Regions from separate parts of the Mus musculus genome. Here region 2 is linked to region 1. Evidence: chromatin contacts called from ENCODE Hi-C or POLR2A ChIA-PET data. All regions are on one chromosome and are shown on one strand. Each heading gives the region's core, a stretch centred on a gene start or an enhancer-like site at or near the end of the contact. The rest is flanking DNA. Distances are from core to core; before and after follow the strand shown.

Region 1 (3,642 bases), core at 1,143-3,642:
GATTCCTGTAACCGCCCCTGCCTTCCTGGCCTGTGATAAGAAAGCTGAATGACGTACATGAGTGGTTTGGATTCTCAGAGCCTCTTGCTCTCCCCAGTTCACACTGCAGAGGAAGGAGTGCGGCCAGGCAGTCTGCTTTGGGTCCATTGAGCACAGCAGCCTATCTCTCTGTGTGCAGAGGAGCAAGCTTGGGCCAGGCAGCTTGCTTAGATACAACATAAAAACAGCGCCCTGTCTCTCTCTGAAGAGAGCTGCTGCCAGCTGCAGGAGAGCTGGGTGGGGGATAGAGAGGCTGAGACCAAATTACTTCTGCCTCAGAGCAGGCAGGGTGCCTATATGGGACCCTGGGCTGCCTTTTTCCCTGGAGGAAGAGAGAACTTATTCTTCTGCTCACAGTTTACTTGTTAACTTGGATTCTTTCCCTGACTAACACAGTTTGAGGCCTGTAGCCTCAACTACAGACACAACACCAGGAGGAGGTAGTGGGAAATAAGCAACAACAACAACAAAAATAGATAAATAGAGGCGTCCTCAGAACAAGGAGCAAACTCAGAACAGATAGTCTCCGTTTCAGTCACCGGGTAGGCGTGCACCCCCATCTGGGCTCCTGATAACCTCAGCTTTTAAAAAAACCTGGGTGTGGCTTCACCTGCAGGGAAGTGCTCAAAGCCACAGATCTTATCATGGCTCTGGTGGTTATTTTTACTCATCTTGTCACATTTGCTCCCATCACAACAATGCTCTGCTGGGTTTACAGCGCTCCTAATTCAGATGGGGAAACTCCTGTATGAAAGGGTCCCCAGAGTGGACATTGGGGTGCACAGGTCACTCTGCGTCTCTGCTGAAAAGTCAACCACGTCTCTCTGCAGACCGAGTCCTCTCTGCCTTTTGAAGCCTCTGTGGTGCTTGGAGTCCTGGGCCACCAGGGCCTTTGAGAGCTCAGAGACACATGTGACCCAGTGCTGGCCAGCCAGACTTGTAGGTTGAACTGTCCGGCTGCTGGGTCAGGACAGCTCGAGCCACAGGGAAGCTGAGAGGCTGCAGGCAGGAGCAAGTAACTAGGGCAGGTTAAGGAAAACAGGAGCCTCACTTGTGAGCACAGATCTCACTCCCCCAAGGGCTTGGCTTCATGTCTCAGTATGTTTGGGTCATTAAAGGAGGGGATTATGCTAGGACATTGTGGGGTAAGGAAGGAGAGAATGCCCAGGGAGCTGCAAGAGTCTCCTCCAGTCTGTGAACCACACAGGCATCCCCTCCCAACTACTCAGCCTACACATTCTGACCTAAATCCCCATGCATCCCCACATTAGGTTTAGCTGGATGTGTCGCAGCTTTCTTCATGAGCCCATTCAAGAGTCACGGGGAGCCGGGCGTGGTGGCGCACGCCTTTAATCCCAGCACTCAGGAGGCAGAGGCAGGCGGATTTCTGAGTTCGAGGCCAGCCTGGTCTACAAAGTGAGTTCCAGGACAGGGCTACACAGAGAAACCCTGTCTCGAAAAACCAAAAAAAAAAAAAAAAAAAAAAAGAGTCACGGGGACACTGATACACTGTACCCTGGGAGCAACCAGAGGTTCTAGTTTGGAAATCTGGACCTTGTGGTTGTTCTTCAAAGACTTACATGGCAGGTTAGGATAATGTGACTGTACCCTTAGTGTAATTATTAATAGTGTTTCCTTGCACTCACAGAGATAGTGCCTGGTCCCCTATGGGTGGAGTGGCCTCAGGACACGTCCAGAGGCGTTTCAATAGGATTAACTTATAGTTCTTTCAAGCTAGCTTAACCCCAGGTTATCAGTGCCTCTGATACATGGAGGTGGACATAGATGTCAGGTTGCTGGATCAGGACGAGAATAGGAATGCAGCTCGCAAGAACATAATCACAGACCGGGGCGCGCTAAATTGGCAGGTGCTGTTCTGGACAGCGGGTACTAAGTTAGTCCTAGTCAGCAAGCCTGAGGACCGAAGAAACTGTATCCCTTCACTTGGGGTTCTAGTTGCTGGTACTGCCTCCCGTGCCCGATGAATGTTCAGGGCCGATGGCGCAAGTTCCGCTATCTCTACGCACGGGTTCCAAATGTCCTGACGCTCTTAACCAACAGAAGGGACGAAGATGGTAACCGTAGCGTCCTAGGAGAGCCCGTCCGCCTCCTCGGGCAGCAAACCCACCGCCCGCCGCGGGTTCAGGACCACACTCCCTGTCCCTGGCGTCCACCCAGCGCAGCCTGGCGCGGTCTCCTCCCGCCTGGAACAGAGCATTAGGGGCTCCCCTCCCCGGGCCCCACTCACCGCTCGCTGGGCGGCGGCCCGCGCACCGGCCGCGGGCGGGCAGCTGGGCTTGCAGGAGGCAGCGGAGCTCACGGCGCGCACGCCGTGGGGGCTGTGTACACACGTGACCCCGTCCCGCCCCCGGGGGCTGCTCGCGTGGTCCCGCCCCCGCCCGCCGAGCAACGCCGTCAGGCCCTGCCCTCTCTCCCGACCCACAGCTCGGTGGCTCCGCCCTTTTCTTGGAACCGGTGCTTAGTTCCCGCAGGCTCCGCCCCCAGTCCGAACGGACAATCCCCTTGGCCAGCCACGGCCGGCCGCCTTAATGCTGGAGGGCGGCGCACCTGCCCCCATTAAAGTTTGTAATTTCCCCGACCTGTGCTTCCCCGGTCCTAGAGGCGTCTAAGTGGAGCTGTCCGGAGAAAACAGCTCCGACCCACTGTGTAGCTGCTGTCCAACATGAAAGTGGGAATGGTGCCATTTAGAGTATTTGCCTAACAGTCAGGAAGCCCGGCGTTTAGTCCTCAACACCACATAAGCCAGGGGTAGTGGTGCGTGCATACATGTAGTCCCAACACTCAGGAGATAGAGCAGGGAGGATCAGAAGTTCAAGGCTGTCCCTGGCTACATAGTCACCTGAAGGGTATCCTGGGATACATGAGATCTTAAAAAACAAAGAGTAACAACAACAAAATACACACACACACACAGATAGCCTAACTGGGCATGATGGTGCCCATCTATAATCTCAGCACTCAAGAGGCAGAGCAAGGACTGCCATAAATCCAAGGCTGTTGTAGCTTACATAGCAAATTCTGGGCCAACTGGGGTTGCAAAGTAAGACTGTCAAAAGTGGGGGGAGGGTCCTGGAGTTGTTGGCCCAATTGCAAGCAGGAGGACCTATGTTTGATCCCTCAGAACCCATGTCAGAAAGGTTGAGTGTGGTAGCATGTGCTTGTAGTGCTAGGGAGGTGGCAGGCGCTGGGGCCCTTTGGGCCAGCCTATCTAACTTTCACATTTCAGGCCACCAACCACCCCCACCCCCAAAAAGCCAACCCTGTCTTATAAAAAACAAGGTGGACAGCACCTGAGGAATGATGGCCAAGGTGGACCTCTGGGCTCCATAGGCACATAATCTAAAATGAAAGTAAACCATAAATAATTGACCCTCAGGATTCCTGGTGAGACTCTGAAGTGTCAGGGTTCCTGGGCCTTCCAGAGGGTTCCTGTGAGGTTTCACTCACAACTGGGGAGTGCTGCTGGTGAACCGAGCACCCTCCTAGTGCAAGGCCCCACTGGCTGCCTGCTCTGCACCACCCGAAGCACAGCACAGATGTTCAGAGTAAGAGGGCCCAGCCGCCGACTCGGCTGCGGGCGGT
Region 2 (3,610 bases), core at 191-2,690, 80 kb before region 1:
GATTGTTACCTGTTATCTCTGTGTTGGCCACTTTCACAGCAAATGCCAGCTGAGCTAGAGTTCTTGATTCTCAGCCTGTTAGAGGCTTCAACAAAACTCAGGTGAGGGAGTCTGTCTTTTCTCATTGCTTGATAATTCCCCTCTCTCTATTCTGCATCACAAGGAATTTACTGTCTCCTCTTAGTTGGCTAGCAGCATCAGCAATAAATCACACCCACTCCATCTGTAATTTTGTCATTTTGAAGCAGGGTCTCACTAAGCCTTGGCTAACCTGGAACACACTATGTAGACCAGGCTGGCCTCACACTTGTAGAGATCCACTTGCCTCTGACCCAATGCTGGAATTAAAGGCTGTTGTGGGGTACTCTGAAGAGAAGACTGCTAGACATGGTTTAAGCCAATAGAAAATCTTTATTAGCTGTCCAGCAACTACACTGGGTGATGGAATCCTAGTGTAGCACTGAGCCTTTTTCCAGGTGATTTTTTAAGCACTAAAACCATGTTCCGAGTTGACACACAGTTAAAAAGAAGAGTAAACCAGAAGTGGAACTAGAGAGGCTGGAAAGCAAGGTTAGTGTGTGTTGAGACTTTCCCAGCACTATATGGACTCTGATGGACTAGGCCCTTGTTTTAGTTTGGGCAGGTGGTGCTGTCTATGTGCTGCTAAGTTTTACAGCCTCATGGTACTTCCAATGTGGAGTCAGTGTGCTAAGGTCTGGTGGCCTACTAAGGTCTATGGCCCTGTTACAAGGCCAGTGACAGCTATGCCAGACCCTTTACATTACTTCTTCACTACTTTGTGTGTGTGTGTGTACACATACATATATTATGAAATGTACATATTTACTTATTTAGTGTGTGTGTGTTTAGAGGTCAGAAGACAGCTTGTGGGAATTGATTTTCCTTCCGATTTATGGATCCTGGACATCAAACTAACGTTACCAAGCTTTACAATAAACACTTTTACCGTCGGAGGCATCTCACTGGCCTTTATGAATCTCGAGAAGACCCCGAGTTTCTGATCCTCCTCCCTCTATCTCTTTGGTGCTGGGATTATAGGCTACAACAGGGTCCGACTTTGAACTCCCTACACAGCGGAGGATAGCCTTGAACTCCTAATCCTTCTTCCTAGCTTCCCTAGGGCTGGGACGAAAGGCGTGCACCTCCAAGCCCGGCACCCCTCGGATATTCTAACTTTACCTGCTGGAATTCTCTGAGAGGTGTTCTATCTGTTCAGCCCAGCACCAGCGGCCAGAATTCGGCCGCACGTGCCCACGCCACCAGGTGTTGCCCTGGCAACTGACTGCGCTCTCAGCTCAGAGAGATGACGCCAATATCCTGCGCCAGGGCTGCGCCCTCCCATGCGGCGGCCATTGGCTGGCTGGAAGATGGACGCCTTCCCGATCCAATGGATAGCGCTGATCTTCTGAGGGCGGGACGGCGCGGAACCTGCTGAGCTGGTGGTGGAGGCGCGTGGCAGAGGTGTGCGAGAGTGGGAGCTGCAGGTGCGTGCTGGGTAGGGTGGGGTGACGGGGGGTTGTCGCATCCGCCCGGGGAGACGCGGTCCTGGGCCGGGCTGTGCGTCTCTGCGCAGCTCTCCACGTGGATTTCCAGAGATCTATTCAACCACCCACCTACCCATTTACCCCTGTTGATACAGGCGACCACTTAGCCATTCGTCCACTCCTCCGTCTACTTAAACGTCCATCCACTCCTCTACCCAATTATCCATCCGTCCACCCACCTATTCATCCAGGCACCCACCCATCCATTCATCTATATCCTTCATCCACCCACCCACTTATTCATGCACCCAACAGTCCTTCCATGTATCCATTCTTACAAGTTGGGTGTGGTGGTACACAGCTGTGGTCTCAGTATCCTGAAGGCTGGGACTGAAAAAAATTGCCGCTAGCTCGGTCTAGCCATGTCTTCTAAATGAGACTCCGTTCAAAAAAAAAAAAAAAAAAAAAAAGATTCTTTGGGTTCCTTTTCTGTATCGGTGTCACTCAAGGCTCTGGGAAGAAACGGGGGCCAGAATAAGAATCCCAGATCTAGGGAGCCCAGGTTTTTGACTGTAGAAGATCTCTTACTAATGGTCTTAGGTACCATGGAGATAATTTAAGGGAGTCTTGTTCCTTCTTTGAGCTTGCTGAGGCATAGTCTTTCTGGTTTCTGCTGCTGCACTGTGTACCCCAGGCTTACCCCCCTGTCTCTGCCTTCCATCTCACCATAGGAGAGACGAGACGACAGATTCACACACTGCATCCAGCTTTTTATGTAAGTCCCAGGAATCGAACTCATATTATCAGGCTTGTTCGGCAGGTGCTTTTACCCACTGAGAACTCCTAGCCCTCTGTCTTCTTATTTCCTTGCTGCATGAAGCAGCAGTCAGTGCCTCTGGATTTCATTTCCTAAAGGACTAGTGACATTGGGCATCTTTTCATGTTCTTCACTGTTTGTTCAAGACCTTTGCCCATTCTAGAGTTTGCAGTGTGTGTGTGTGCCAGAGGTCAACTTTAGGTGGTCCCCAGCAGCCATCTACCTTGTATGTGACAGTGGACTCGACAGGCTAGGCAGGGACGGAACTCAGGTCTTCAGGCTTAGTGGCAAGCGCCTTTACCTGCTGAACCATATTGCTTTCTCCCCCTCCCCCACCACTTCTTTTGTTTGGTTTTTGTTTTGTTTTTTGAGAGAAGGTTTCTCTGTATAGCAAGCCCTGGCTGTCCTAGACTCCCTTTGTATACCAGGCTGGCTTCGAACTCACAGAGATCTTCCCACCTCCGCCTCTAGAGCTCTGGGATTAAAGGTGTGCACCACCCCACCTGGTGCCCAAATTCTTTTATTGTATAATTGCCAGAGTTATTCTGTGGTGGTGGCCATGCATGCCTTTAATCCCTAGAGGCAAAGGCAAGTGGATCTCTGTGAGTTTGAGACCAGTGTGCTCTACAGAGGGAGTTCCACAACAGCCAGGTTATGGAGAAACCCTGTCTTGAAAAGCAGAAAAACAAAAAGAGTTCTTCTCAGGCTCCACCACATGCAGATTTCCTGCCTGTAATGTGTGAGACAAGCACTGCTCTGAGTTGTCTTTACTTTCTTGCTGGCACTGTTCCCTGGGAGAAGCTTTTAAATTTTGTTTTATTATTTTCATTTATTTTTTAAAATTGCTAATGTGTGTGTGTGTGTGTATACCATGTGTGCGTAGGATCCCATGGAGCTCAGAAGAGGCGTCAGATCTCCGAGAACCGGAGTTCTCAGTGGGTAAAAGCACTTGCCGCACAAGCTTGAGGACCTGAGTTCGATCCCTGGGACTTACATAAAAAGCTGGATGCAGTGTGTGAATCTGTCATCTTGCCTCTCCTATGGCGAGATTCGAGGTGGTGATAGGAGAGTTCCAGGTAGCTGTGAGCCACCGTGTGGATGCTGGGAACTGAACCTAGGTCCTTTGCAAGAGTTGTAAGTACTCTTAACCTATGAGCCATCTCAATAGCTCCTTTCTATTTCTATTTTTAAGTGTGTGTGTGTGTGTGTGTGTGTGTGTGTGTCCAGAGGTGTTGGATCTGGAGCAGGAGTTACAGTTGATTTTGAGCTGCCTGAGATGGGTGCTGCC

What was found. A loop is a pair of places that touch in the nucleus more often than their neighbours do. ChIA-PET counts read pairs that join two places held with the same protein, here RNA polymerase II (POLR2A).
Region 2: POLR2A ChIA-PET joins it to region 1 with 11 read pairs in Patski. The contact joins the promoter of 3110082I17Rik here to the promoter of Gpr146 in region 1. A Hi-C loop is called at or near these places in 1 of 37 maps with a recorded cell type or tissue (left cerebral cortex). POLR2A ChIA-PET finds 5 or more read pairs at or near these places in 3 of 5 experiments (Patski and embryonic stem cell).

What each region holds. Positions count from the first base shown.
Region 1 is chr5:139,379,389-139,383,030 of GRCm38, reverse strand. Gpr146 (G protein-coupled receptor 146) reads right to left here and starts at 2,392. Exons shown (of 2, transcript NM_030258.5): 1 at 2,288-2,392. All of the region lies in intron 2 of 3110082I17Rik (RIKEN cDNA 3110082I17 gene), which reads left to right.
Region 2 is chr5:139,458,364-139,461,973 of GRCm38, reverse strand. It overlaps 3110082I17Rik (RIKEN cDNA 3110082I17 gene), which reads left to right and starts at 1,440. Exons shown (of 5, transcript NM_028469.3): 1 at 1,440-1,505.